Regions from separate parts of the Homo sapiens genome. Here region 2 is linked to region 1. The links are chromatin loops, found by intact Hi-C in ENCODE. Cell type or tissue: OCI-LY7. All regions are shown on one strand. Links, peaks and the distances in the headings refer to the core of each region. The heading gives the core; the rest is flanking DNA. Region 1 has its middle 21 kb from the start of NANS. Region 2 has its middle 13 kb from the start of HEMGN.

What was found. Hi-C counts contacts between places; a loop is a spot of excess contacts. Peaks named below come from ENCODE experiments on the same cell type or tissue, not always from the same donor. Only the 100,000 strongest peaks of a DNase experiment are listed, where the experiment ranks them.
Region 2: it touches region 1 in a loop (7-fold over the local background); 6 of 110 quality-filtered maps call a loop at or near these places.

Annotation. Positions count from the first base shown.
Region 1 is chr9:98,027,489-98,043,480 of GRCh38, forward strand. It overlaps the pseudogene RNU6-918P and a transcript of TRIM14 not described here. Among named protein-coding and RNA genes, the nearest start is that of NANS, 21 kb to the right of the region's middle. RefSeq lists enhancers at 7,317-7,426, 8,019-9,218, 8,397-8,466, 8,547-8,686, 12,824-12,903 and a silencer at 10,052-10,101. In OCI-LY7, for the core only: CTCF peaks have their summits at 7,437 (motif pointing left), 7,636 and 11,610; DNase peaks (open chromatin) are centred at 7,423 and 11,613; H3K4me3 peaks cover 1,622 bases; H3K27ac peaks cover 1,220 bases.
Region 2 is chr9:97,943,237-97,959,228 of GRCh38, forward strand. It overlaps a transcript of HEMGN not described here. Among named protein-coding and RNA genes, the nearest start is that of HEMGN, 13 kb to the left of the region's middle. RefSeq lists a silencer at 15,691-15,985. In OCI-LY7, for the core only: no CTCF peak of the experiment used is centred there; a DNase peak (open chromatin) is centred at 7,795; H3K4me3 peaks cover 488 bases.

The DNA.
Region 1 (15,992 bases), core at 4,409-12,408:
GGCAACAAGACACGAAGGAGCCAGAGCAGTTGGAAGAAACCAGGAGAGTGATGTCCCTAAAGCCAGTTTTTTGTTTGTTTTTGAGACAGAGTTTTGCTTTTGTTGCCCAGGCTGGAGTGCAATGGCGTGATCTCGGCTCACTGCAACCTCCGCCTCCTGGGTTCAAGCAATTCTCCTGCCTCAGCCTCCCAAGTAGCTGGGATTATAGGCACCTGCCATCACGCCCAGCTAATTTTGTTTGTCTGTTTGTTTGTTTTTGAGACAGAGTCTCACTCTGTCATCCAGGCTGGAGTGCAGAGACGCAATCTCAGCTCACTGCAAGCTCCGCCTCCCGGGTTCACGCCATTCTCCTGCCTCAGCCTCCCGAGTAGCTGGGACTACAGGTGCCCACCACCAAGCCCAGCTAATTTTTGTATTTTTAGTAGAGACGGGGTTTCACCGTGTTAGCCAGGATGGTCTCGATCTTCTGATCTCGTAATCTGCCCACCTCGGCCTCCCAAAGTGCTGGGATTACAGGCGTGAGCCACTGCGCCCGGCCTGTTTGTTTTTTGAGATGGAGTTTTGCTCTTGTTGCCCAGGCTGGAGTGCAATGGTGCTATCTCAGCTCACTGCAATCTCTGCCTCCCGGGTTCAAGAGATTCTCCTGCCTCAGCCTCCTGAGTAGCTGGGATTACAGGTGCCCACCACCATGCCTGGCTAATTTTTGTATTTTTAGTAGAGACGGGGTTTCACAATGTTGGTCAGGCTGGTCCTGAACTCCTAACCTCAGGTGATCCGCCCACCTTGGCATCCCACAGTGCTGGGATTACAGGCATGAGCCACCGTGCCCAGCCCCTAAAGCCAGTTCAGATGACCCTGAAGACAGGGTCCTCAGAAGCCTAGGGTGTCACATGCATCCATGCTTCCAAGTCCACCAGTAAGATAAGGTCTGAGGTGCATCATTGCTAATCTGTCATAGAGCAATTCAAGGGTTCGGGTTGGGGTTGAGGCCAGACTAAGGAGAGCTGGGCAGTGGGAGGGATAAGTGGAGATAATAAGTGTCCTTCAAGAGGATTGGTTGTGAAGAGGAGAGAGAAGGTGAGAGGTGAAGAAAGGACAAGGGGTGTAAGGAGCTTCCCCAGCAAGCTGCAAGACCTGACCATGATTCAATGCTCATGCAAAATGCCAGCTGAAAAGGGGAGGTTGAATACACAGGAAGGGAGATAGACCATTAGGCAGGTTTTCTCCAAAAGCCTCATGATGCATAACTAAGATTGGGGTTTGAGAATTGGAGGATAGAGAATTTAAGTTTGATATAAAGAAAAAATAAGGAACAAAAGAACAGACCTGTGAATCAGTGGAAAGGTCTTTGCAGACAAAGATGGGACTGTTGGTACTTGTGAATACTGCAGAAAGAGATCCTAGCTCCATATACAGGTTGGACAAAATGAGGGCTGAAGTGCCTTTCAAAGATTTAAATTCTTGATCCCATCCCACATTTTATTTTATGGCGAGGGGGTGCACAATTTACAAATGAACTACATATTTCTGATTGAGAATGGCTAATAAAATTCTCATTATTTCATTCAAGGTCCCTAAATACCCACTGTGTTCCAAGCACTGGGTTGGGACACAGCAGATCTGAGTTCCATACACTAAGCCTTTTCCACTTAATGTCAGTTATTTAAATGGATCAGGTCAAGTGCGATAGTGCGCACCTGTAATCTTAGCTACTCAAGAGGCTGAGGTGGGAGGATGGCTTGAGGCCAGGAATTGGAGGCTGCAGTGTGCTATAATCACACCTGTGAATAGCCACTGCACTCCAGCCTAGGCAATGTGGCAAGATCCCATCTCTAAAAATAAAAATAAACAATTTTAAAAGGGCTGGGCATAGTGGCTCACATCTGTAATTCCAGCACTTTGAGAGGCCAAGGCCGGAGGATTTTTTGAGGCCAGGAGTTTGAGAACAGCCTGGGCCACAAAGTAAGATCCCCATCTCTACAAAAAAAATTTAAAAATTAGCTGGGCATGGTAGCATGTACCTGTAGTCCAGTTTCTTGGGTGGCTGAGGCAGAAGGATCCCTTGAACCCAGGAGATCAAGGTTACAGTGAACTGTGATCACACCTCTGTACTCCAGCCTGGAGTACACTGGGCAACAGAGTGAGACCCTGTCTCTTAAAAAAAATAAAAAATAAAAAATGGGATCAATTTCTGTATAAGTCATTGTTTGCACTCACCTTGTTGGTAAACTGGGAGCAGCTGCGGCTGGAGGACAGTTGAGGCATGTTATCTTGGGATTGCTGAATGCTGCAGTTCACAGTGGGGAGGATCTCCACTTCATTCCTTCTTTACCATCTCAAGAGCTCCTGAGAAAGCTGGAGGTTTGGCCGGGTATGGTGGCTCATGCCTGTAACCCCAGCATTTTTGGAGGCTGAGGCGGGCAGATCACTTGAGGCCAGGAGTTCAGGACCAGCCTGGCCAACATGGTGAAACCCTGTCTCTACTAAAAATACAAAAATTATCTAGGCATGGTGGTGCGCACCTGTAGTCCCAGCTATGTGGGAGGTTGAGGCATGAGAATCTCTTGAACCAGGAGGTGGAGGCTGCAGTGAGCCAAGATTGTGCCACTGCACTCCAGCCTGATCGAGAGAGTGAGACTCCATCTCCAAACAAAAAAAAAAAAAAAAAAAAAAAAAAAAGGAAAAAGAAGAAAGGTGGAGGTTTTTGGAGCATTCTCAGAGTGCAGTATTTGTTTCTAAGTCTCAGCAGGGGATGTAGAGATGGGGCAGAGGCAGGTGGTTCTTCCATTCCACCCCAAACCTCACTGGACTCAGACTCTCAGGGATACACTATAATGACTGCTAACTTTGGTAGCACCTGCACCTAGTGTAGCTTCCTAATGCTTCCGTGAATCCCAGGGAGAACACTGTAAAATGATCATATGATCTTTTATTTCTCACTTAATTCATTCTGTGTCATTCCATTGGTTTGTGAATTGTGTCAATAGATAGAAAGTTTGGACTGTGGGTGTCTGGAAATATATCCACCCCTTCTACATTAATTCTTATGAAAAAATATTTTATTCACCTTTTTTACTGTAAGATGAATTTCCCAGTAATGTAACCTTGATGCAAATAAATGCTCTAACCGTTGTGCCAAAAGTTGCAATTAATAAACCCAATGTCTTGTTCTTCTTCTCAACCCAATTCTAAAATGAGGGTTTTCTCTAAGATGCAAATTCTAACACACACGAATAATCTTCTCATATAAGGTTGATGGTTTCTCTAACACAAAACTCTTAACAGTCTGGATATAAAGTGGCTGTACTAGGATGTATTCAATTTCATAAAGTTCTCTACAGCTTGTAGCTCCATTAGAAACAAATCTCAGCGTCTCAAAAACCCTCAGAAAACTAGGAATAGAGGGAACTTCCTGAATTTGATTAAGAACATCTACAAAACCCTGCATTTAATACTATACTTAATGGTGAAAAATGGAATGCTTTCTTTCTAAGATTGGGAACAAGGCAAGGATGTCCACTCTCACCACTCTTATTCAACATACAACTGAACATTCTAGGCAGTGTAACAGGCAAGAAAGAAAAGAAAAGAAAAGGCACACATTTCAGAAAGGCAAAAATAAAATGGTCTGTATTTGCAGATGATACGATGTGGTAGAAAGTCCCAAAGAATCTACACACACACACACACACACACACACACACACACATACACACACACATACACACATACAAAATTCCTAGAATCTATATACTAATGAACATATGGAAACCAAAATTAAAAATAAAATACCATTTATAATCACTCAAAACATGGAATATTTGGGTGGAAATCTAACAAAACATGTATAGGATTTCTATGCTGAAAACTATAAAATGCTGATGAAGGAAATCAAAGAATATCTAAATAAACTGAGAGGTAAAACTGTGTTCATGGGTTGGAAGACTAAACATAATAAAGTTGTCAATTATTCCCATATTGGCACACTTTCTATCAAAATTCCAACAAAATCTATTTCTTGCAAATATTGACAAAACTTTTCTAAAATTTATGTGGAAAGGCAAAGGAACTAGAATAGCTAGAATAATTTTAGATGGTTTATTAAAATTTAGCTAATTTTAGAGAAAAATCAGTCTACCTAAGTTCAAAACCTGTTATATGGTCACAGTGTGGTTCTGGCCCAGGAATAGCACACAGATCAATGGAACAGAACACAGAACTCGGAAACAGAGCCACACAACTATTTTTGACTGCTGATTTTTGACAAAGGTGCAAAAGCAATCAATGGAGACAAGTCTTTTCAACAAATGGTGCTGAAGCAACTGGACATCTATAGGCCCCAAAATCAACCAAACAACAAAACTTTGACATAAGTCTCATATATTGTACAAAAATTAACTTAAAATGGACCTCAGTGCCAGACGTGGTGGCTCACGCCTGTCATCCTAACACTTTAGGAGGCCAAGGAGGGAGGATCACTTGAGGCCAGAAGTTTGAGACCAACATGGCAAGACCTTGTCTCTACAAAAAACACAAAAATTTGTTGAGCATTGTGGGGCACACTTGCAGTCCCAGCTACTACAGAGGTTGTGGTGGAAGGATCGCTTGAGCTTGGGTGATGGAGGCTGCAGCAAGCTATGACTGCATCACTGCATTCCAGCCTGGGTGACAGAGCAAAATCCTGTCTCAAAAAAAAAAAAAGACCTCAGACTAAAATGTAAACATAAGACCATAAGACTTTCTGCTCACTTTGGCAACACATAAACCAAAACTGGAATGATACAGAGTAGATTAGCATGGCCCCATGTAAGGATGATATAAAAATTTGTGAAGCATTTCATATTTTAAAAACAATTCTATAAAAAATTTAGAAAAAAAAAAGAAGCACAGGAGAAAACATTTGGGATCTAGAGTGAGACAAAGAGCTCTTAAACTTAGCCCCCAAAACATGATTCATAAAAGGAAACATTTATATATTGGACTTTGTCAAAATTAAAAGCTTTTGCTCTGCAAAAGACCTTGTAAAGAGGATAAAAAGACAAGCTACAGCTACAGACTGGGAGAAAATATTTGCAAACCACATACCTGACAAAAGGACTAGTAACTAGAAATATGAAGCACTCTCAAAACTCAACAGCAAAAAAACAAGAATAGAATTAGAAAATGGGCAAAAGACATGAAGAGATTTCACTGAAGAGGATATACAGAAGGCAAATAAGCACATGAAAAGATGTTCAACATTATTATTAGCCATTTGGGAAATGCAAATTAAAATCACAATGAGATATCACTGCACTCCTCTCAGAATGGAAAAAATGAAAAATAAGGACAACACCAAATGCTAGTGAGAATGCAGAGAAACTGATCAATTATATATGTCTGGTGAGAATGTAAAATCATACAGCCACTCTGGAAAACAGTTTGGCAGTTTCTTATAAAAATGAAACATGTGCCAGGCACAGTGGCTCACGCCTGTAATCCCAGCACTTTGGGAGGCTGAGGCGGGTGGATCACTTAAGGTCAGGAGTTCGAGACCAGCCTGACCAACGTGGTGAAACCCATCTCTACTAAAAATACAAAAATTAGCCGGGCATGGTGGTGCATGCCTGTAATCTCAGCTACTCAGGAGGCTGAGGCGGGAGAATCGCTTGAACCCAGGAGACAGAAGTTGTGGTGATTGAGATCACACCACTGCATGCCAGCCTAGGCAACAGAGTGAGACTCCATCTCAAAAAAATTAAAATAAAATAAAAAATAAATAAAAAGGAACACACTACCCATACACAAAACAACCAGGATGAATCTCCAGGGAATCATGCTGAGGGAAAAAAGCCAGCCCCCAAAGGTTACAGAACTGCATGGTTCTGTTTATTAAAAACCCTCTTAAAATGACACAATTATAGAAATGGAAAATATTAGTGGTTGGCAGAGGTTAGGGAGGGGGTGGGGCTGGAGGGAAGTGGGTGTGGCTATACAAATCAAAATGATGGGTTTATTGGGGTGTTATGGGGTGATTCAGAAAATCCAAGGAAGGGTCTCAAAAGAGTTGAAACTGGGCAGCTCTGGGCAACTCAGTTGGCAGAAGTTTATGGACTTGCCATTCCTCATGATTTCCGGGCTACAGAGTCATCATTAGCAGAGAGAATCGTGAGAGAAGAGAACCTGGTTGATAGAGCTTTGGAAGGATAGCCAAACATCAAGGCTGGGCACAATGTCTCATGCCTATAATCCCAGCACTTTGGGAAGCTGAGGTGGGAGGATGACTTGAGCCCAGGAGTTTGAGACTAGCCTGGGTAACATGGCAAAACCCCATCTCTACCAAAAAACATTATCTGGGCAGGGTGGCACACATTTGTGGTCCCCAGCTACTCAGGAGGCTGAGGTGGGAGGATCACTGAGCCTGGGAGTTCAAGGCTGCAGGTGCCACTGCATTCCAGCTTGGGTGACAGAGTGAGACCCTGTCTCAAAAAAAAAAAAAAAAATCCACATCCTTGTTATTATTTATCTTTCCAATTTTAAATATCCTAGCAAGTGCGAAGTGGTATCTCACCATGGGTTTGGTTTGCATTTCCTGATAGTTAACTATGTTGAGCATCTTTTCATGTGCTTATTGACCCAGAGATGATCTTCTATCACATGTCTGCATCAGGTTGGTCAGCTTCCGGGGACAGTATCACACGGCGGAGCCCAAGTTACTATGGGGCGCTCTGGTTCCTGGGGTTGTTTTCAGAGATGACCATGAGGAAGCAGTGTGGTGAGAAAGGTCTCCCATGAAGATACGGATTTTTTTTGTTTTGTTTTTGTTTTTTTTCGAGACAGGGTCTTACTCTGTTGCCCAAGCTGGAGTGCAATGGCACGATCTTGGCTCACTGCAATATCCACCGCCCAGGTTCAAGCGATTCTCCTGCCTCAGCCTCCCAAGTAGCTGAGACTACAGGCGCCCACCACCACACCCAGCTAATTTTTGTATTTTTAGTAGAGACGGGGTTTCACCATGTTGGCCAGGCTGGTCTCGAACTCCTGACCTCAGGTGATCCTCCTGCCACTGCACCTGGGGAAATTTTGAAGCCCTAGAATGGAGGAGATTCCCAATGACAGTGAGGGAGAAGCGTGAGAGTTGTGAAAGCTTTGGGGACCCTTTGAAGTTAAGGGTGAGATGAGAAGGTGGAGACACGTCAGACCAACTGTCCTAACTGGGTACGGGGAGGGGCAGGACCAGCCAAACTAGGGATGAGGCCAGTGACAGGGATAAACTGTCAAGATGAGGTCTGAGGGTGGGAAGGTCCCCGCAGGTTGCGGGCGGTGGAAACAGGCATGGGAGCAGGGGCTCAGGAATGAGACCCCTCCCTGAGTGTTTCGGCAGGTCTGAGCCAACGGGGCCTTACACACCTCTTCTCACGTAGTCCTCACTACTGCCCTCTGGTGGTGGCTGTCTCCATTTCACAGGGGAGGACGTTGAGAAGTTCCTCTGCGTGAAAGGACAGAGCTGGGAGGTGAACCCCGGCCTGAATTATCCAAAACCCTGTGCACTTCTCAGGACACTGTAGTGTTCCAGGACCCCATAGGGACCCAGTGAGGGAAGAGATTATTATCATTTGGAAGACATTTGGGGTGGGGGTCTCAGCCAAAACATCAACTCATCAGAAAGACTCCTCTTGGCCACCCATCTAAAGAAGGTCCCTTTCCTCATTTCTCACGCGGCACTCAATTAGTTTCTTCACTGCCCTCATCATAATTCAAGACCATATAGTTATACGTGAATATAGTTTACTTTTATTGTAAACTACAGTTTGCAGGAAAAGGACCGTGGAGGCCTCTTTTGTTCCGCATTCTATCCCCAGCACCTGCTGTGGTACCAGGCACGCAAGCAGGCACTCGAAACTGCTTTGGTGGATGCAGCAGTGGGGTGCACTGGAAAACGGAGGCAAATGAGGGATGTCAGAGGTCACAAGCCTCCACCAGAGACTGAAGGTGTTGACTTTCACCCCCCACACCCTCCAGAGTGTGATGGGGGGTTTGCTCTCTCAGGGTCAGCATAAAAATGATGCTTATGTTACAGGGATGAGAACCAAGGTTGGGGAAGCAGAAAGTAGGTGGTGTGACCAGCGAGGGTGTGATCAGCAAGGGTGCCGAAAATGGGACAACTGACAGCCTTGGAAGAAGCAGGTTCTTTGGCCATGGGACCTGAGGCAGGCCCTCAGCAGCTGGGGTTGGGCAGCTTGGGTGGCTCCATGCTTCACTTCTTCCTCTGAGGAACTGGCCAGAAAGCTGACTTCAGCGACGACTCAGGGAACAGTCAGGTTCACCCAAGGGGCAGAATGTGGCCTGAGAACAGATGAAGTCAGTTACGCCTCAGTCATCGCTGTCATATTTTCTCTTCTGCACTTGCTCATTCAGAAAATATTTATTGGCATCTACTAGGTATTAAGAAGTCCTTGTAGGCCGGGTGTGGTGGCTCACGGCTGTAATCCCAGCACTTTGGGAGGCCGAGGTGGGTGGATTACGAGGTCAGGAATTCGAGACCAGCCTGACCAACATGGTGAAACCCCATCTCTACTAAAAATACAAAAATTAGCCAGGCGTGGTGGCATGTGCCTGTAATCCCAGCTGAGGCAGGAGAATCGCTTGGACCCAGGAAGCGGAGGTTGCAGTGAGCAGAGATCGTGCCATTGCATTCCAGCCTGGGCAACAGAGTGAGACTCTGTCTCAAAAAAACAGAAAAAAAGAAAAAGAAAAAGAAAAAAAGAAGTCCTTGTAATGCCAGCACTTTGGGAGGCCGAGGCAGGCAGATCACCTGAGGTCAAGATTTTGAGACCAGCCTGGCCAACATGGTGAAAACCCATCTCTACTAAAAATACGAAAATTAGCCAGGCCTGGTGGCATGTGCCTATACTCCCAACTACTTGGGAAGCTGAAGCAGGAGAATCGCAGGAATCTGGGAGGCAGAGGTTGCAGTGAGCCAAGATCATGCCACTACACTCCAACCTGGGTGACAGAGTGAGACTCCATCTGAAAAAAAAAAAAAAAAAAATGCTAGGCAAGGTGGCTCACATCTGTAATCCCAGCACTTTGGGAGGTTCAGATGGGTGGATCACCTGAGGTTAGGAGTTCAAAACCAGCCTAACCAACATGGAGAAACCCCATCTCTACTGAAAATACAGTATTAGCCAGGGGGATTGGGGGCTCATGCCTGTAATCCCAGCTACTCAGGAGGCTGAGGCAGGAGAATTGCTTGAACCCGGGAGGCAGAGCTTACGGTGAGCCCAGATCGCACCATTGCATTCCAGCCTGGGCAACAAGAGTGAAACTCGGTCTCAAAAAAACAAAACAAAACAAAAAGTCCTGTGCTTGGTGCTGGGGATAGAGTAGGAGAGAGTCCATGCCCTGATCCCCTGGCCCCGTAGGACACAGTGACAATGCAAGGCTCCAGGCAACCTCAGGCAGAGGCCTGACCTGACTTGTCACCTTGTCTCTCTAGGGCTTTGCCCTGGGTTCAGTGCTGGGAAGGTACTCCAAATGGTTCCTTAACTGAAGGCGCCTACACTCTAGAGGGAATGACAGACAAAAGAGGCAGATGTCATAAAGGGTGAGAAGTGGGCAAAGAAGGGGCCGGGCACGGTGGCTCACACCTGTAATCCCAGCACTTTGGGAGGCTGAGGCAGGAGGATCACTTGAGGTCAGGGGTTTGAGACCAGCCTGGCCAACATGGTGAAAGCCTGTCTCTACTAAAAATACAAAAATAAGCTGGGTGTGGTGGCAGGCACCTGTAATCCCAGCTACTTGGGAGGCTGAAGCAGGAGAATTGATCAAACCCAGGAGGTGGAGGTTGCAGTGAGCTGAGATCGTGCCACTGCACTCCAGTCCGGGCGACAGAGCAAGACTCCATCTCAAACAAACAAACAAACAAAAAAAAGTGGGTGAAGAAGAGGGTCTTGTGGGAGCCCAGAGATGGTTACTGGGGAGATCAGAGAAAGTTCTGAGAGGAAGCAGCTTGTGCACTGAAGGACCTGCAGACAGTAGCCAGGCAAGGCTCAGTGTGGGAGGGTGGAGGAGTGGGGAGTGTGCAGGAACAGGAAACAGGCTGTGCCAAGACCTGGAGGTGACAGAACATGATCCTTTAGGGAACTCAAAATAGTTCTGTGTAGCTGGAGCACAGAGTGGCAAAAAATTAGGCAGGAGTCCTAAAGGCTAGAAGAAGTTTTCTAGGAGCCAACTTCAAAAGGAGCTTGGCACAGTTGGGGTAGCCACTGGGGCCTCAAACTCCAGAGGGTCTAATCTGGAAACTGGACCCCCATCCTCAACCTTGACCCCGTGACCTAGCACTCTGGGTACTCTAGCTTCTCCAAACTAAGTTCTTCCTTGCCTTCTCCTGTTAACAACAGGAAAGAGTCTGGTTTAATATGTTGTTATTACTTGTTTTTCTTTGAGATGGGATCTCATAATGTTGCCCAGGCTGGCCTCTAACTCCTGGGCTCAAGCAATCCTCATGGCCTCAGCCTCCCAAGTAGCTGGAAGGCTACAGGTACATGCCAGTGCACCCGGCTCTTATTTTTATTTTTATTTTATTGTATTTTATTTTTGAGATGGAGTCTTTCTGTGTCACCCAGGCTGTAGTACAGTGGCATGATCTCGGCTCACTGCAACCTCCACCTCTTGAGTTGAAGCTATTCTCCTGCCTCAGCCTCCTGAGTAGCTGGGATTACAGGCACGAGCCACCATGTCCAGCTAATGTTTTGTATTTTTAGTAGAGATGGGTTTTCACCATGTTGGTCAGGCTGGTCTCAAACTCCTGACCTCAAGTTATCTGCCCACCTAAGCCTCCCAAAGTGCTGGGACTACAGGCATGAGCTACCAAGCCCGGCCTAATTTATTTTTAAAGAACTTCCTACATGTTCTCAGCCATTTGGACAGATTGAACATTGATTCATTATCCAAGCAGAAAAAGCACCAGAAACTGACTTTAAATCCAAGAATAAGAGTGGAATGAAAATTGATTCTTTCCTCTTTACTATAGTAAGACAAAGTACTACGTTACTTTACTGAAAATTTTTATTTAGTCACAAATGAGCCTAACTTGCTTTCGTGAGATGACTATTTTTAAATGTGATTTCTCTTTTTTCCTTTTAATTTCCACTTATTCACAAATTATACAAAACTGCAATAGCTTTCTTCAGTCAAAAGCGACTGAGTTACTTTAGTGCTGGATTTCATTTTCTCTGTGATCAGAGTCCGCTGCTCAGCCTCACCCCAGAATGTGAAGGCCATTTAAACCTGAGACACGGCCAGGTGTGGTGGCTCATGCCTGTAATCCCAGCACTTTGGGAGGCCGAGGCAGGCGGATTATGAGGTCAGGAGTCTGAGACCAGTCTGGCCAGCATAGTGAAACCCCGCCTCTACTAAAAAATACAAAAATTAGCCAGGTGTGGTAGCAGGTGCCTGTAGTCCCAGCTACTGGGGAGGCTGAGGCAGGAGAATCGCTTGAACCCAGGAGGCAGAGGTTGCAGTGAGCCGAGGTCGCGCCACTGCACCCCAGCCTGGCGACAGAGAGAGACTACGTCTAAAAAAAAAAACCAAAAAAAACCTGAGACACTAAACACATGCCCTCTAGAGTAGCACACCCGTATTTCATGCATGATAAGTGAACCTGCTTCAACCTTCCTCCCTCTTATTTTTACTTTTAGAGACAGACTCTCACTCCATTGCCCAGGCTGGAGTGCAGTAGCATGTCACGGCTCACTGCAGCCTCCACCTCTGGAGGCTCAAGCAATCTTCCTGCCTCAGCCTCTTGGGTAGCTGTGTAGCTGGGACTGAAACTGCCTTTGCAAAATTATGACTGGGACAGTGAAAGAGCTCTAACTTAACTGACTCCAACTTGCTTCTAACCTCCAAGCTGTCCTTGTTCATTCCTGGGCGTAGGCTGAACTAACTTTGGGAGAAAATTAGTTTATAGTTTAAACAAAGACAGTAACAGCCCTTTCCCAAAGCAGACCTCCTTCTTGCCTGGGCTCTAGATTGCCTTTGTAGGACTAATATTAGACATAAGATTAGAAATTATGGTTCAAGAGTCACACAGCTGGAGGGGGACAAGATTCTGACCCTCCCTAAACTGCTCCTAAGGTCACTGCTTGAGATATTTTGCAGACGCTGCACTTGATGGATCAGCTGGCCCTACCCAGATCGATAAACTGGCTCAGCTGATCTTGCAGCCCCGACCCAGGAACTGACTCTGTGCAAGAAGAGAGCTCCGACTCCCTATGATTTCATCCCTGAACAATCAGCACTCCGGCTCACTGGCTTCCCCCACCCAGCAAGTTATCCTTAAAATCTCTGCTCCCTGAATGCTCAGGGAGACTGATTTGAGTAATAATGAAACTCCAGCCTCCCGCACAGCCGGCTCTGCATGAATTACTCTTTCTCTATTGCACTTCCCATGTCTTCATGAATTGACACTGTCTAGCAGCGGGTAAGGTGAACCCCTGGGTGGTTACAGGACCACAGGCACGCGCCACCATGTCTGGCTAACTTTTTTAGTTTTTGTAGAGACCAGGTCTCACTATGTTGCCTAGGCTGCTCTTGAACTCCTGGGCTCAAGTGGTCCTCCTGCCTCAGCCTCGCAAAGTTCTGAGATTACAGGCATGAGCCACTGTACCCGGCATCTCTCTCTTTCCTTTGGTTGCCTCCTGTTGGTCTCCAAACACGCACTTCCTCAGAACCCCTCAACTCTTTGGATTCCTCCAGCCCAGGGTCCATTTTCCACCTGCTTTGACAACTGAGCTTTTTCAAGAAAGGGCTATTTTCACTTTTTCTATTTCTTCAACTCCCCTTTGCCACCAAATCTGCTGTCTCCAAGTGGCCCCTGATCCCCATGGCCACTGGTGTCTTCTCGTTCCTCATTCTCCTGGACTGCTCGGGGCCTTTGATGTTGTGGGCCTCGCCTCCTCAGGACACACACCTGCTCTGTCTCCTGCTTGTTTCTCCCAGGGCAGCTGCACCTGCTGTCTCCTCTGCACTGCTTAGCCCCCGGCATGCGCTCTCCTGCAGCAGTTGGGCCTATCCTCGGTCTTTTTCCAACTCAGAGTAGCTCCCAGATCCCTCTCCACTCAAGACCTCTGCTCTGAGCTTCCACATTGCCTTTCTTCCTGCCTGGGGGCAGCTTCACCTGCGTATTTTCTTTTCTTTTTTTTTTTGAGACGGAGTCTCGCTGTGTCACCCAGGCTGGAGTGCAGTGGCGCGATCTCAGCTCATTGCAACCTCTGCCTCCCAGGTTCAAGCAGTTCTCTGCCTCAGCCTCCCGGGTAGCTAGGATTACAGGTGCCCGACATCACGCCCGGCTAATTTTTGTATTTTTAGTAGAGAGGGGGTTTCACCATCTTGGCCAGGCTGCTCTTGAACTCCTGACCTCTTGATCCACCCGCCTCGGCCTCCCAAAGTGTTGGGATTACAGGCGTGAGCCACCGTGCCCAGTGATTTTTTTATTTTTAGTACAGACAGGGTTTAATCATGTTGGCAAGGCTGGTCTCAAATTCCTGGCCTCAAGTGATCCACCCACCTTGGTCTCCCAAAGTGCTGAGATTACAGGTGTGAGCCACTGTGCCTGGCCAGTATTCTCATCTACAGTTTTAGTATAGTATTTAGGGGAACAGTGTACTATTAGGTAAATAATGAGCTCTAGGATGAGGAATAAAATTCCCAGTATTAAAAGTAAAGATTTGAAAGCATTAGTTTGGGGACTTGTAACCCACAAATAATTTAGGATTTAGTCCAAATTGCAGGAAAAAAAAAACTTAAGAACAACTAACAACAGGTGTACTATAGTTGTTTTTGAAGCCAATTTTTTCTCTCTCCATTCTTCATTTTTATTAAAGATTTGTATTTTTAGTAGAGATGGGGTTTCACCATGTGGGCCAGGCTGGTCTCAAACTCCGACCTCAGGTAATCCACCCGCCTCGGCCTCCCAAAGTGCTGGGATTACAGGCATGAGCCACCTCACCCAGCAATAAGGACATCTTTTTTTTTTTTTGAGACTGAGTTTTGCTCTTTTTGCCCAGGCTGGAGTGCAATGACATGATCTTGGCTCACTGTAACCTCCGCCTTCTGGGTTCTAGTGATTCTCCTGCCTCAGCCTCTGGAGTAGCTGGGATTGCAGGCATGTGCCACCACGCCAGGCTAATTTTGTTTTTTGTTTTTTGTTTTTGTTTTCGTTTTTTTTTTTGAGATGGAGTCTTGTTCTGTCGCCCAGGCTGGAGTGGAGTGGCACAATCTCGGCTCACTGCAAGTTCCGCCTCCCAGGTTCACGCCATTCTCCTGCCTCAGCCTCCCGAGTAGCTGGGACTACAGGAGTCTGCCACCACACCCAGCTAATTTTTTGTATTTTTAGTAGAGACGGGGTTTCTCCATGGTGGTCAGGCTGGTCTCGAACCCCTGACCTCAGTGATCTGCCCGCCTTGGCCTCCCGAAGTGTTAGGATTACAGGCAAGAGCCACCGCGCCTGGCCTAAGGACATCTTTTAAAAAAAAGTTTTCCTGGCCGGGCGCGGTGGCTCATGCCTCTAATCCCAGCACTTTGGGAGGCTGAGGCGGCGGATCACAAGGTCAGGAGATCAAGACCATCCTGGCTAATCTGGTGAAACCCTGTCTCTACTAAAAATACAAAAAATTAGCCGGGCGTGGTGGCAGGAGCCTCTAGTCCCAGCTACTCGGGAGGCTGAGGCAGGAGAATGGCGTGAACCCAGGAGGCGGAGCTTGCAGTGAGCCAAGATGGTGTCACTGCACTCCAGCCCAGGCGAACGTGCCAGACTCTGTCTGGAAAAAAAAAAAAAAAAAAGTTTTCCTATAATTTTTAAATTGGAAAATTGCCTGGACACTTAGTATCTATTATTAATCTTAGATCTCAAATTATATGACAAGTTTGTTTTTCAAGCATTTATTCCATTACATTTACCTGATTATTTAATAGTTTTCCTAGATTAACTGTGATATCGAATAAGCACTAAACCACTTGATCAATAAATGCAAACAAAAATGCTAACAATTCTTAAAACATTTCTAATGTTATTTTACCTATAATGTTAAAGTCAGCTTATTTATTAAAGAGCTTACTTAGGCTGGGCGCAATGGCTCAAGCCTGTAATCCCAGCACTTTGGGAGGCCGAGGAGGGCAGATCATGAGGTGAAGAGATTGAGACCATCCTGGCCAACACGGTGAAACCCCGTCTCTACTAAAAATACAAAAATTAGCTGAGCATGGTGGTGCGCACCTGTAGTACCAGCTACTCAGGAGGCTGAGGCAGAAGAATCACTTGAACCTGGGAGATGGAGGTTGCAGTGAGCCGAGATCACGCCACTGCACTCCAGCCTGGAGACAGAGCGAGACTCTACCTCAAAAAAAAAAAAAAAGAGTTTACTTAAGTCATGCAATCTTGAAAAAGCATTTGATTAGTCTTTCTTTTTTGATAAAGTATTTGATTTAAGCACTTTTATTTTTCTTTAAGCCAGTTAATTAGAACTCATACATTTTTAGTAGTGAAACATTGTGTATACAACACATAAATACATAGACGTATTAGGCATGCCAATAGAAGTACATCTTATAGACTCATAAGACCTCTTTTTTTCCCCCTATTTAGACTTGCAAATTCTTGATAACCTGTTTCTTTACTCTAGGGAATTGTCAGCTGACTAGCCCTAAATTTGCATTTTTTTTTTTTTTAGATGGAATCTCGCTCTATTGCCCAGGCTGGAGTGCAATGGCGCGATACTGGCTCACTGCAACCTCCCCCTCCTGGGTTCAAGCGATTCTTCCGCCTCAGCCTCCCGAGTAGCTGGGATTACAGGCATGTGCCACCATGCCCAGCTAATTTTTGTATTTTTAGTTTTGCCATGTTGGCCAGGCTGGTCTGGAACTCCTGACCTCAGGTGATCTGCCCACCTCAACCTTCCAAAGTGCTGGGATTACAGGCATGGGCCACCATGCCTGGCTAATTTGCATGTTAA
Region 2 (15,992 bases), core at 3,288-11,287, 85 kb before region 1:
TAATGATGCACCTGGGCAATTTCCTAAAATACATTTGGGTGGAAAAGTCATGGAAGGGAACACAATGGACACTTGTTTTTCTTAGCATTCCTTCCTTGCTGACATACTTTTTCAAAGCTTTTAAATACTTTTCAAAGACTGGATCAAGCTTTGCTTTCCTAAGTGGAGAAGGAGAAGGACAGTTTCTTGTTCCCCTCTCTCTCAGTCTGTTGATGCATGATAAATGACTTCTGTCTGCTAAAACAGATGCTGCTGTACACATATAGATAACATGTTCTATAACTTAGAATGGCTGTAGCCTGCCTTTCAATCTAGTTTGTCCCAAAGTCCCTCCTCTGGAATCCTCCCACAAATGCTCCTTCTGTTAGAGTATAGACAAACATCTCTGAATAAACACTGATGAGTGGTCATTTATCTGGGGAAGAGCAATTCTGGTCCCACCTTGAGCCTCCCCCTTATCCCTGTCCTTTCATTTCTGAACTTCTTGAACTAGTAATATATTCTCAGTGTCTCCTTTTCCCCCTACACCATTTCATTGCTTTGCATATGTAATCTAGCTTTTTCTTTCACTCATTCTCTCATAAATCATCAATGATTTCCTAATGGCCAAATCCAGTGGTCCATTCTCAGTTCTTCTTTTTTGACCTCTCTGCAGCTTATAATTCCTCTGAGTACTCCTATCCTCCATGAAATTTGCTCCACTTTTGGCCTCTCTGATGGTGTGGAGCCTCTCTGATGGTGTGGTGTTCTCACCTCTCTCTCCCTTCTCCTCCTCCTTGCTCACAGGCTTCTCTTTCACTCCCCTAGGTATGGGAGGTGTTTTCCAAGAGTCCCTGATCCTTTTGAGTTAATACTCTTACCCAAAGACAGTTGATCCAACTATATACTTTTAGCTACTACCTCTTTGCAGATGTCTTCTAAATAAATATGTCTGAGTTCTAAGATCACATTTCCAAGTGTTTCTTGGTTATCACTTATTAGCTGGATGTCCCACTGCACCTCAAACTTAGCATAACTAAAAGCAAATATATGTTCCCCCCTAAAACTAGGCTCCCTGTGCTTTATTTCTGTTAGAATAGTAGTACCATGCCTGGCCATCTAGTTCTTAGCCTTCAGAAGTCTCTTTGACTCTGCCTCTTCACTTTGTCTCTCACATTCAGCTAGATACAGTTCTGCCAGTTCTTTCTTCCCAGTGTCCCACATGCTCATTCCATCTTTTCCTGTCCTATACCACCATCCCAGAGAGGGGCCTCAACTTCTCATTGGAAGCATTGGAAAAGCTCCCTAAGTGGCTATCTGCTTTCATCTGCCCTCACCCTCCCAAGTCCATCCTGCACAAACATCCAGAATATTCCTGCTACAGCTGGCTCTGAACCAGTCACTTCCATGTTTAGAATCCTGTAAAGCCTCAGTATTGCCTGCAGAATAAAGACTAAATTTCCCAGTCTGGCATTTAAGTCTAACTTCCCAATGTTCTTTCCCATTACTTTCCTGGAACTACCCAATGTTTCCATTAAATAGTACCACTTGCCTTCCCTGTTTTGCCGTGAATCTTTCTAACACCCACAGTACCTATCTTCATAACTTCTGGTTGTTCAGTCTTCTGTCATATGTCTGCCGATCCAGATAGTGAGTGCCTTAATCACAAAGCCTTTGATGATGATGATGATGACAACGATGACAATGATATGATGAGACTTTAGTCACTCTACAAACTCATAATGGGTAGCTGACACTTTATATGCAGTATCTCATTTCATTTTTCCAACTAATAGTATCCCCATTTCACTGATAACAAAACCATGGTTTAAAGAGGTTATATCCCTAGATCACATAAACTCATGAGTGGCAGAATTAGGGCTCAAAACTAAGGCTGTCCGACTGTAAAGTTTAGGGATTTAACCATTCTGTTCTATTCCCTTTAATTGCCTAGATGTGGTCTCTCCTTTCTGAGCTATAACCATGCTTGATTTTAGCCTCTTTTGTAGTGAATGTTACATAACTTTTTTGCACATCTTTATATATATATATATATATATATATATATACATCTTACCATACATATATATACATATATATATATATATATACATCTTACCATACATATATATACATATATATATAAATACTTTAAGTTCTAGGGTACATGTGCACAACGTGCAGGTTTGTTACATAGGTATACATGTGATATGTTGGTTTGCTTCACCCATTAACTCGTCATTTACATTGGGTATTTCTCCTAATGCTATCCCTCCCCCTGCCCCCCACCCCCAGACAGGCCCCAGTGTGTGATGTTCCCCTCCTTGTGTCCAAGTGTTCTCATTGTTCAATTCCCACCTATGAGTGAGAACATGCAGTGTCTGGTTTTCTGTCCTTGTGATAGTGTGCTCAGAATGATGGTTTCCAGCTTCATCCACTTCCCTGCAAAGGACGTGAACTCATCCTTTTTTATGGCTGCATAGTATTCCATGGCATATATGTGCCACATTTTCTTAATCCAATCTATCATTGATGGACATTTCAGTTGGTTCGAAGTCTCTGCTATGGTGAATAGTACTGCAATAAACATATGTGTGCATGTTTCTTTATAGTTGCATGATTTATAATCCTTTGGGTATATACCCAGTAATGGGATCACTGGGTCAAATGGTATTTTTAGTTCTAGATCCTTGAGGAATCACCACACTGTCTTCCACAATCGAACTAATTTACATTCCCACCAACAGTGTAAAAGCATTCCTATTTCTCCACATCCTCTCTAGCATCTGTTGTTTCCTGACTTTTTAATGATCGCCATTCTAACTGGTGTGAGATGGTATCTCACTGTGGTTTTGATTTGCATTTCTCTGATGACCAGTGATGATGAGCATTTTTTCATGTGTCTGTTGGCTGCATAAATGTCTTCTTTTGAGAAGTGTCTGTTCATATCCTTTGCCCACTTTTTGATGGGGTTGTTTGTTTTTTTCTTGAAAATTTGTTTAAGTTCTTTGTAGATTCTGGATATTAGCCCTTTGTCAGATGGGTAGACTGCAAAAATTTTCTCCCATTCTGTAGGTTCCCTGTTCACTCTGATGGTAGTTGTGCTGTGCAGAAGCTCTTTAGTTTGATTAGATTGCATTTGTCTATTTTGGCTTTTGTTGCCATTGCTTTTGGTGTTTTAGTTATGAAGTCCTTGCCCATGCCTATCTCCTGAATGGTATTGCCTAGGTTTTCTTCTAGGTTTTCTATGGTTTCAGATCTAACATTTAAGTCTTTAATCCATCTTGAATTAATTTTTGTATAAGATGTAAGGAAGGGATCCAGTTTCAGCTTTCTACATATGGCTATCCAGTTTTTCCAACACCATTTATTAAATAGGGAATCCTTTCCCCATTTCTTGTTTTTGTCAGGTTTGTCAAAGATCAGATGGTTGTAGATGTGTGGTGTTATTTCTGAGGCCTCTGTTCTGTTCCATTGGTCTATATCTCTGTTTTGGTACCAGTACCATGCTGTTTTGGCTACTGTAGCCTTGTGGTATAGTTTGAAGTCAGGTAGCGTGATATCTCCAGCTTTGTTCTTTTTGCTTAGGATTGTCTTGGCAATGCGGGCTCTTTTTTGGTTCCATATGAACTTTAAAGTAGTTTTTTTCCAATTCTGTGAAGAAAGTCATTGGTAGCTTGATGGGGATGGCATTGAATCTATAAATTACCTTGGGCAGTATGGCCATTTTCACAATATTGATTCTTCCTATCCATGAGCATGGAATGTTCTTTCATTTGTTTGCGTCCTCTTTTATTTTGCTGAGCAGTGGTTTGTAGTTCTCCTTGAAGAGGTCCTTCACATCCCTTGTAAGTTGGATTCCTAAGTATTTTGTTCTCTTTGTAGCAATTGTGAATGGGAGTTCACTCATGATTTGGCTCTCCGTTTGTCTGTTATTGGTGTATAGGAATGCTTGTGATTTTTACACATTGATTTTGTATCCTGAGACTTTGCTGAAGTTGCTTATCAGCTTAAGGAGATTTGGGGCTGAGATGATGGGGTTTTCTAAATATACAATTACGTCATCTGCAAACAGGGACAATTTGACTTCCTCTTTTCCTAATTGAATACCCTTTGTTTCTTTCTCTTGTCTGATTGCCCTAGCCAGAACTTCTGACACTATGTTGAATAGGAGTGGTGAGAGAGGGCATCCCTGTCTTGTGCCAGTTTTCAAAGGGAATGCTTCCAGTTTTTGCCCATTCAGTATGATATTGGCTGTGGGTTTGTCATAAATAGCTCTTATTATTTTGAAATAAGTCCCATCAATACCTATCTTATTGAGAGTTTTTAGCGTGAAGGCTGTTGAATTTTGTCAAAGGCCTTTTCTGCATCTATTCAGATAGTCATGTGGTTTTTGTCATTGGTTCTGTTTATGTGATGGATTACATTTATTGATTTGCATATGTTGAACCAGCCTTGCATCCCAGGGATGAAGCCGATTTGATCGTGGCGGATAAACTTTTTGATGTGCTGCTGGATTTGGTTTGCCAGTATTTTATTGAGGATTTTTGCATCGATGTTCATCAAGGATATTGGTCTAAAATTCTCTTTTTTTGTTGTGTCTCTGCAAGGCTTTGGTATCAGGATGATGCTGACCTCATAAAATGAGTTAGGGTGGATTCCCTCTTTTTCTATTGATTGGAATAGTTTCAGAAGGAATGGTACCAGCTCCTATTTGTACCTCTGGTATAACTGGGCTGTGAATCCATCTGGTTCTGGACTGTTTTTGGTTGGTAGGCTATTAATTATTGCCTCAATTTCAGAGCCTATTATGGGTCTATTCAGAGATTCCACTTCTTCCTGGTTTAGTCTTGGGAGGCTGTATGTGTCCAGGAATTCATCAATTTCTTCTAGATTTTCTAGTTTATTTGTGTAGAGATGTTTATAGTATTCTCTGATGGTAGTTTGTATTTCTGTGGGATCAGTGGTGATATCCCCTTTATCACTTTTTATTGCATCTATTTGATTCTTCTCTCTTTTCTTTTATTAGTCTTGCTAGCGGTGTGTCAATTTTGTTGATCTTTTAAAAAAAAACAGCTCCTGGATTCATTGATTTTTTGAAGGGTTTTGTGTATGTGTGTGTCTCTATCTCCTTCAGTTCTGCTCTAATCTTAGTTATTTCTTGCCTTCTGCTAGCTTTTGAATTTGTTTGCTCTTGCTTCTATAGTTCTTTTAATTGTGATGTTAGGGTGTCCATTTTAGATCTTTCCTGCTTTCTCTTGCGGGCATTTAGTGCTATAAATTTCCCTCTACACACTGCTTTAAATGTGTCCCAGAGATTCTGGTATGTTGTATCTTTGTTCTCATTGGTTTCAAAGAACATCTTTATTTCTGCATTCATTTCATTATTTACCCAATAGTCGTTCAGGAGCAAGTTGTTCAGTTTCCACGTAGTTGTGCGGTTTTGAGTGAGTTTCTTAATCCTGAGTTCTAATTTGATTGCACTGTGGTCTGAGAGACAGTTTGCTGTGATTTCTGTTCTTTTACATTTGCTGAGGAGTGCTTTACTTCCAAATATGTGGTCAATTTTGGAATAAGTGTGATGTGGTGCTGAGAAGAATGTATATTCTGTTGATTTGGGGTGGAGAGTTCTGTAGATGTCTATTAGGTCTGCTTGGTGCAGAGCTGAGTTCAAGTCCTGGATATCCTTGTTAACCTTCTGTCTTGTTGATCTGTTTAATATTGACAGTGGGGTGTTAAAGTCTCCCATTATTATTGTGTGGGAGTCTAAGTCCCTTCGTAGGTCTCTAAGGACTTGCTTTACGAATCTGGGTGCTCCTGTATTGGATGCATATATATTTAGGATAGTTAGCTCTTCTTGTTGAATTGATCTCTTTACCATTATGTAGTGGCCTTCTTTGTCTCTTTTGATCTTTGTTGGTTTAAAGTCTGTTTTATCAGAGACTAGGATTGCAACCCCTGCTTTTTTTTTTTTTTTTTTTTTTGCATTTGCTTGGTAGATCTTCCTCCATCCCTTTAATTTGAGACTATGTGTGTCTTTGCACATGCGATGAGTATCCTGAATACAGCACACTGATGGGTCTTGACTCTTTATCCAATTTTCCAGTCTGTGTCTTTTAATTGGGGCATTTAGCCCATTTACATTTAAGGTTAATATTGTTATGTGTGAATTTGATCCTGTCATTATGATGTTAGCTGGTTATTTTGCCCGTTAATTGATGCAGTTTCTTCATAGCATTGATGGTCTTTCCAATTTGGCATGTTTTTGCAGTGGCTGGTACTGGTTGTTCCTTTCCATGTTTAGTGCTTCCTTCAGGAGCTCTTGTAAGGTAGGACTGGTGGTGACAAAATCTCTCAGCATTTGCTTGTCTGTAAAAGATTTTATTTCTCCTTCACTTATGAAGCTTAGTTTGGCTGGATATGAAATTCTGGGTTGAAAATTCTTTTCTTTAAGAATGTTGAATATTGGCCCCCACTCTCTTCTGGCTTGTAGAGTTTCTGCTGAGAGATCCGCTGTTAGTCTGATGGACTTTCCTTTGTGGATAACCCGACCTTTCTCTCTGGCTGCCCTTACATTTTTTCCTTCATTTCAACCTTGGTGAATCTGACAATTATGTATCTTGGGGTTGCTCTTCTCAGGGAGTATCTTTGTGGTGTTCTCTGTATTTCCTGAATTTGAATGTTGGCCTGCCTTGCTAGGTTGGGGAAGTCCTCCTGGATAATATCCTGAAGAGTATTCTCCAACTTGGTTTCATTCTTCCCGTCACTTTCAGGTATGCTGATCAAACGTAGATTTGGTCTTTTCACATAGTCCCATATTTCTTGGAGGCTTTGTTCATTTATTTTTACTCTTTTTTCTCTAAACTTCTCAATTTATTTCATTAATTTGATCTTCAATCACTGATACCCTTTCTTCCACTTGATCAAATTGGCTATTGAAGCTTGTGCATGCATCACGTAGTTCTCATGCCATGGTTTTCAGTTCCATCAGGTCATTTAAGGTCTTCTCTACACTGTTTATTCTAGTTAGCCATTTGTCTAATCTTTTTTCAAGGTTTTTAGCTTCCTTGAGATGGGTTCAAACATCCTCCTTTAGCTCGGAGAAGTTTGTTATTACCGACCTTCTGAAGCCTACTTCTGTTAACTCATCAAAGTCATTCTCTGTCCAGCTTTGTTCTGTTGCTGGCGAGGAGCTGCGATCCTTTGGAGGAGAAGAGATGCTCTGGTTTTTAGAATTTTCAGCTTTTCTGCTCTGGTTTCTTCCCATCTTTGTGGTTTTATCTACCTTTGGTCTTTGATGTTGGTGACCTACAGATGGGGTTTTGGTGTGGATGTCCTTTATGTTGATGTTGATGCTATTCCTTTATGTTTGTTAGTTTTCCTTCTAACAGTCAGGTCCCTCAGCTGCAGGTCTGTTGGAGTTTGCTGGAGGTCCACTCCAGACCATTTGCCTGGGTATCACCAGCAGGGAGGCTGAAGAACAGCAAATATTGCAGAACAGCAAATATTGCTGCCTGATCCTTCCTCTGGAAGCTTTGTCCCAGAGGGGCACCCGCCTGTATGAGGTGTCAGTCGGCCCCTACTGGGAGGTTTTTCCCAGTTAGGCTACACAGGGGTCAAGAACCCACTTGAGGGGGCAGTCTGTCCATTCTCAGAGCTCAAACACCATGCTGGGAGAACCACTGCTCTCTTCAGAGCTGTCAGACAGGGACATTTAGTCTACAGAGGTTTCTGCTGCCTTTTGTTCAGCTATGCCCTGCCCCCAGAGGTGGAGTCTATAGAGGCAGCAAGCCTTGCAGCAGTGAACTGGTGGGCTCCGCCCAGTTCAAGCTTCCTGGATGCTTTATTTACCTACTCAAGCCTCAGCAATGGCGGATGCCCCTCCCCATGCCGGGCTGCTGCCTCGCAGGTTGATCTCAGACTGCTGCACTAGCAGTGAGCAAGGCCCCATGGGTGTGGGACCTGCCGAGCCAGGCACAGGATATAATCTCCTGATGTGCTGTTTGCTAAGACTGTTGGAAAAGTGCAGTATTTGAGCAGGAGTGTACTGTTTTTCAGGTACAGTCTGTCACGGCTTCCCTTGGCTAGGAAAGGGAAATCCCCTAGTCCCTTGCACTTCCCAGGTGAGGCGACACCCATCCCTGCTTTGGCTTGCCCTCCGTGGGCTGCACCCACTGTCCAACCAGTCCCAGTGAGATGAACCAGGTACCTCAGTTGGAAATGCCGAAATCACCCATCTTCTGCATCAATCACACTGGGAGCTGCAGACCAGAGCTGTTCTTATTAGGCCATCTTGGAATGGACCTCTAATATTTTTTATTTTATTGCTTATGTGTACACATCTTTTCTATTATATTCACTCAGCAAACATTTATTAAGCATTTATTTCTTACTAACCCCTTTGCTAAGAATTGGAGACAGAGAGAGAAATCAAATGAGAGTCTTTTCCTTCAAGGAACTCACAGCCTAATTGAGGGTGGTAGACAGCAAGTAAACCTGGATTTAGAATATAATACAGTGTGATAATGTTCTTTCTTTATTTACTTATTTAAGAGACAAGGTCTTGCTCTATCACACAGGCTGAAGTGCAGTGGTGCAATCATAGCTCACTGCAGCCTCTAACTTCTGGGCTCAAACGATCCTCCCGCCCCAGCATCCTGAACAGCTAGGACTACAGGCACATGCCACCATGCCCAGCTAATTTTTAAAACATTTTTTTGTAGAGATAGCATCTCACTATGTTGCCCAGGCTGGTCTCAAACTCCTGGCCTCAAGCCATCCTCTTGCCTCAGTTTTCCAAAATGTTGGGATTACAGGTGTGAGCCACTGCACTCAGCCCAGTGTGATAATTTTAATATCAATATTTCTAAATGTTCTGAGCATAGAGATGGGGTGCTTAATGCTGCTACCATGGGATTGGAAAGACAAGGCTATTACATTGTTCATCCTATGGGTATAATTGTCTTTATTCATACTGCCTTGGAAAGACCCTGCCATCAGTCAATCAGTTGGGAAATGAAGAGGCATTATATGTATATAATAGTGTTACATTCACTTTTATTTATTTCACAGAAATAATAATAGCCAATATTTAAAGTACTTGCTTATCACATCTCAAGCACTGCTCTAAGCACTTTACGTATAGTAACTCATTAGTCTTTACAACAGTCTTTAAGGTAGGTGCTATTGATACCTCTATTTTATAGAAGAAGCAACTGAAGCACAGGCTTTAAATCTGTGCTCTAAGACACTCTCCTAGTAAGTAGCAAAGGTAGGTGGCTTGAATCTAGAGGCCATATGCTTAACCACCTTCCTCTCCTATCTCTCAATTCTACTTCCTTAGTATTTAATAAAATAAGGTAGCAATATATTTTCTTTTGTAATTCTTTCCCTCTCCTTTCTCCCCTTTCTCCCCCTCCTTCACACTCCCTCTGTTTCCATAATGATTTGTTGACTACCTATTCTATGCAGGGTGTTGGGGACGCAAAGGCAAATATAACAACAACAACAGCAAAAGACATACTTAGAAAATTAAGGGAACACTGAGGAGAGAGATGTCTAAACAGGATGGAGAGAGGAGGTCAAAGAAGCCCTCCTGGAAGAGATGATCTTGAGCTTAGTTTTGAAGGGTGAATAGGAATCAACTACTAGGATACAGCAAGGCTTAGGGGAAAAAACACAGGCTCTGGAATCAGATCCAAGTTCATTCAAATCAAGTTGTGTGTGACCTTGGGCAAGTTACTTAAAATCTTCCAGGCTCAACTCTCTGCGTATGTAGAATAGGCATTATAATACCTACCTTTTGGCCAGGTGCAGTGGCTCACGCCTGTAATCCCAGCACTTTGAGAGGCCGAGGTGGGCCGATCACCTGAGGTCAAGAGTTCAAGACCAGCCTGACCAACATAGTGAAACCCTGTCTCTACCAAAAATACAAAAATTAGCTGAGCATGGTGGTGCATGCCTGTAGTACCAGCTACTTGGGAGGTTGAGGTGGGAGAATCAGTTGAACTCAGGAGGTGGAGATTGCAGTGAGCCAAGATCGTGCCACTGCACTCCAGCCTGGGTGACAGAGCGAGACCTTGTCTCAAAATAATAATAATAATATCTACCTTTTAAGGCTGTTGTGAGAATAAGAATGATGACTTACGGAAAGCATCCTGCACAGTGCCTGCCACAAAGCAGACCGTATGTGCTGGCTGTTATCATGATTGTTTATAATCTCATTAATAAAAAGTGAAATAGAACCACCAAATAATAAAGCTAAGCAGAGCATTAAGAGTTATTATGTAGATAAGGAAATGGAGACCCAGAGAGAAGCCAGTGTCACACAGGCTGAGTGGCAGTTGGAACTGGAATCCAGATCTTCTGACAGTCTACTTTTTTCTTCGCCTATCTGACATTCCAAACTCCTTTGTTTACAAGTCAATCCACCTCATCCCCCAGGATAACAAAGAAGTTCTCAAACTTTCCAATTGTTTGTACTCTACCTTTGTGATTTTTACCATGTTCTTGTATTGACGTGCTTTTATGCTATTATTTACTTAGTTTTTTTTTTTTTTTCAAATAAACTCATTTTTACTAAAAGTACTTTAAATTAAACTTTAGCTGGGGCAACAGAGAAACCTCATCTCTACCAAAAAAAATTTTTTTTTAAATTAGCCAAGCATGATGGTGTGTACCTGTGTTCCCAGCTACTTGGGAGGCTAAGGTGGGAAGATTGCTTGAGCCCAGGAGTTCAAGGCTGCAGTGAGCCATGATCACACTACTGTACTCCAGCCTAGGTAGCAGAATAAGACCCTCTCTCAAAAATAAATAAATAAATAAATAAGCAAATACAGTGAAAATTTCATATCATTATCGTAAATGGAAAACCAAAAATATCACCTGTGAAATCATAGGTTTGTGGTATAATATAGTTCTTCAAAGACATCTTAAAATAAATACTGAAATATTAAAATAAAAGGCGTTTCATCAAAAATTATCTGCGCTGCCCTGAGTGGCATGCATACTACTTCTTAGGAAATGCTGGCCTATAGAGTGAATTATTTTCCTTTCACAGAAATTCTAGATCATGTACAAATCTATCCTAAAACAAAACTGCCCTTTTCAGTGGCTGGTTTATATTCAGAAGGCACAGAACATAAGACCCAACTCACTCCCTGGCCTGCCACCGACCCACTGTTATTCGTATCAGCTATCACTGGTCCTTAGTTGAATACTAGTCTCACCTCTTTTAGCTAACTTCTCTACTCCTTGGAGTTTTAGATCCCTGGCATAAAACATGTACTAGAACCTAATATGATAAAGTGCATTTGTTTGGAAACTTCAGCACCCTGTTTCTAGCAGATTCTATCACATGGACTTGGGGTTTAGAGTTGGGATAACCTAGATCAGTTCCTGCCCAAAAGGGACCACTGCTTCCAAATGCAACCTTCCAAATGGTTCCATTCCAGGTGGCTGCCAGTGGGCCTGTGAACCAATTGAGGTACAGGTGCTTCTGGCTAGAACTGCTGCCACTAGGTGGACATAAATGGCAATTGCACCATTCTGACCTGTCAACTAGGTCATGAGCCCTGGCTCCAGCACTTTCCCTTAGAGGCAGTTGGCCTTTCTCTGTTAATTCTCTGACACCCTCTGTTCCCCCTTCCTCCAAGTCCTCCTCTGGGTAAGTTAGCACTGGGGATGTTTGCATACCTAGCACTTAGCTAACTGATATTCTGTCACAACCTGCTCAACAAATGTTAGGCTTTTTTGTATTTTGTTAGAATTTAGTGACACTTAGGTTATATTTTTAGCCAGGTTGGAGAGGGAAAAGGAGGAGTTACTTTAGCATGCAGGAAATGTATTGCCAGGTCTTTCTTGCCTGGCATTCTCCTAAGCATCTGTGAATACCTTTAACACACAGCGTTCAGGATCTGATCTGATCTGATTTTATCAGCTTGTATCCTGGGCAAAGCCAACAAGAGGATGAAGAACATTTTGTGCTTCTTCATGTTCTGTATCATTACCCTTTATTGTTAGTGCTCTCATCTCTTTCTAAAGAGGCCAGCCTTGCTCAACCATGGTAGACACCTGTGTGGGAGTCACATAGCAAAGTCTGATGCACCACTGGAAGTAAAGAAGGTCTGGTCTAGAACTTTGTAATGAGGGTCCCCCCACCATCAGCAAGAAGTACATCTTATTCATATGTTTAAATATCAGAATGTTCTTGTGATCAAGAGAAAAATTAAAACAAACTCAGACAGAATCTCCATCCTCAAAGACTGCTAGGAACATCAAGAATTACCCACAGTTCTTGTTTTTTGTATTTTTTTTTTGTTTTATTTTGTTTTGTTTTAAACAGAGTCTCGTTCTGCCACCCAGGATGAAGTGCAGTGGCGAGATCTCTTGGCTCACTGCAACCTCCACCTCCTGGGCACAAGCAATTCTCTCGCCTCAGCCTCCTGAGTAGCTGGGATTACAGGCGCAAGCCATCACACCTAGCTAATTTTTGTATTTTTAGTGGAGACGGTTTTGCCATGTTGGCCAGGCTGGTCTCGAACTCCTGACCTCAGGTGATCCGCCCGCCTTGGCCTCCCAAAGTGCTGGGATTACAGGTGTGAGCCACCACGCCTGGCTTAAGAATTAAGCCAGGTTCACGCCTATAATCCCAGCACTTTGGGAGGCCAAGGCGGGCGGATCACAAGGTCAGGAGTTCAAGACCAGCCTGACCAATATGGTGAAACCCCGTCTCTACTAAAAATCCAAAAAAAAAAAAAAAAAAAAATTAGCCAGGCATGGTGGCGGGTCCCTGTTATCCTAGCTACTCAGGAGGCTGAGGCAGGAGAACCGCTTGAACCTGGGAGGCAGAGGTTGCAGTGAGCCAAGATCGTGCCACTGCACACCAGCCTGGGTGACAGAGCAAGACTCCGTCTCAAAAAAAAAAAAAAAAAAAAATTACCCATAGTTCTATCTGAAGGGCCTGGGACTTCCTGATGAAAACAAAAATAGGATATCACTTTTATAGCAGCCTATTAGACAACAAAAATAGAATATCATTAAAATTGGAGACTGCATTTCACGTCTGTGTCAGAAACACTAACTAATAGGAGCAATTGTCACCCTGAAAAGTATGTGGTGCAGTGGTTAGAACCTGGACTGCAAACAGAAGAAAGTGGGGTATCTATTTCCATCAAGCTGCTATTAACTCTGATTTTGCCCAGTTCAAGTAGATGTACAATACTTTGTTCTTATGCAGGGAGGCTGGGGAGAATCCTGTCAGGCAGAGCTTAAACAACCTCTCCATCCAACCAAGGCAGATTGTCCTTCCTAGAAAATCATCCACCTACACTGACCTATCAAAAACTCCCTTAGCACACCCACTACCAAATATGGCACCCAAATGAATTTAGTCATCTCTCAGAAGAAATGAATCAAGTGAACCTTCACTAATCCAGTCAATTTAATTCCCCCTTAATGGGAATTAAATTAAGAACTGAATAATGCATGATGACATTTCTGCTTTCTAGTCTTATATAGAAATTATTCCTCTAGCTTTAAATCATGGTTATCTCTGATAGAGGAAATGAACAATTGATCAAGTAATAGGAGTGCCATGTTGTAGGAAGTGAAGGAGTAGAAAAACTAGAGTGAGAAGTAGGTGATAGAATAAGTAAATAATGAGCTTGAGACTCTTTGATAAGCCAGACAGGGATGCTGGGCTGGGCAGGAGAGCTATTTGTTTTGGAAATTACTTAGCTGATCATTTCAGGAGTTACATGAACCTGGGACACAGTAAACACTAAATTTCATAGAATGTCCTGCCTGGAAGAAATCTGTAATTTCATTTAGCCAAACTTCCCAAGAGATGCCTGAAAGCCTTCTATAGACTCAATTTGCTAGAAAATGTTTCTGATTTTAAGCATTCTATTAACACGAAACCCCAGCAAATATTTAAAAAATAACTCCCATGTGTTGCAGTTCTGATTATTACTTCATAGCCGTAAGAATGGGACTTCACCTTTATGATCCTTTGCTTACAATGTATGTGACCTTGGGCCAGTCATTTCACCTCTCTGGACATTAGTTTCTTTATGTATAAATAACAACTCCAGCCCTGCCTTGCCTGCCTGCCACTCAGGGTAAATAATGGGCTAAAGAAGGTAATATTCAACCTGAGCAATATCATGAGATCCTGTCTCTACAAAAAAAAAAAAAAAAGAAAAAAAAAGCCAGGGCTGGTGGTGCCGGCCTCTAATCTCAGCTACTCAGGAGGCTGAGGTGGGAGGATCCCTTGAGCCTGGGAGGTTGAGGCTGCAGTGAGCCGTGATCACACCATTGCACTCCAGCCTGGATGACAAAGTGAGACCCTGTCTCAAAAAAGAAAAAAGATCATATTAGTGGAAGTCTCTTGGTAACCATTAAGGTATGGTGGACATTTTAAAATACTGTATAAGGCCGGGTGTGGTGGCACATGCCTGTAATCTCAGCACTTTGGGAGGCTGAGGTGGGTGGATCACTTGAGTTCAGGAGTCAAGACCAGCCTGGGCAACATGGCAAAACCCCATCTCTCCAAAGAAAAATAAAATAAAAAATAAGCCGAGCATGGTGGCCCGTGCCTGTGACACCAGCTGCTCAGGGGGTTGAGGCCGGAGGATCGCTTGAGCCCTGGAGGCGGACGTTGCAGTAGCGGAGATCACGCCACTGCACTCCAGTTAGGAAGACGGAAGTGAAACCCTGTCTCAAAAAATAAATAAAATTAAAATTAAGGCCGGGCACGGTGGCTCACGCCTGTAATTCCAGCACCTTGGGAGGCCAAGGCGGGCGGATCACGAGGTCAGGAGAGCGAGACCATCCTGGCTAACACGGTGAAACCCCGTCTCTACTAAAAATACAAAAAATAAGCCGGGCGCGGTGGTGGGCGCCTGTAGTCCCAGCTACTCGGGAGGCTGAGGCAGGAGAATGGCGTGAACCCGGGATACGGAGCTTGCAGTGAGCCAAGATAGCGCCACCGCAGTCCGGCCTGGGTGAAAGAGTGAGACTCCGTCTCAAAACAAAACAAAAAAAATTAAATACTGTATAAAAGTGTTACTCTTAGCTCCTACATTCCATAACCAGGGACATCCCATGTGCTATGTAAGAGTAGCAATGGTTCATGCCTCTCTTTGTTTTTTTGAGACAGGGTCTCATTCTATTGCCCAGGCTGGAGCAGTGACGATCATAGCTCATTATAGCCCCAAACTCCTGGGCTCAAGTGATCCTCCCACCTCAGCCTCCAGAGTAGCTGGGACTATAGGCACGCACCACCATGCCCAGCTAATTTTTTTTATTTTTTTATAGAAACGGGGTCTCATGTTGTTGCCCAGGCTGGTCTCAAGCTCCTGGGCTCAAGTGATCCTCTCACCTCGGCCTCCCAAAGTGCTGGGATTACAGGCATGAGCCACTATGCCCGGCCTCATGTCTCTCCATTCTACTAAGAGGTTCCTCCCCTTTGCCAATAATTCTTCCCCAGAGTTAGCCACAGATGGGTCACTATAAGAGCGTTCTTCAAGGGGTCCTGTGTTTTTTCACGAAAAACAAGGAATGGGCTTGTGTGGCCACACGGTCTGCTGGGGTAACAGCCAGCAGATAGTGAGGCTTTCAGCAGGAACAGCTGCAGGCCTCTTGCTTTTCCCCACATCTTCAACTACCGAGGCCACTTGCTCACTAGGCCTCCAGTGGCATGGGTGAGCCCTAAGGAGCATGGCAACAGGCAGCCACACAGAGGATTCTCATAGTTTTCGTTCTCAGGCACAGGAGAACCTCATAAAGGCACACTTGTTGTTTATCCTAATAGGCATTTAGTAAGTGTTTATTATGACTTAGGTCCTGTGCTAACCACTGGGGATAAGAGCTGAGTCAGATGTGCTGCCTGCCCCTGAGACCTCACAGTTTAGTGGGAGAAACAGACTCATGAGTGTTATACACAGGATGTGTTATGATCAGAGCCTGCAGTGTGTGGGCATAGCTGATGGGTCACTAAAATCTATCTGAGG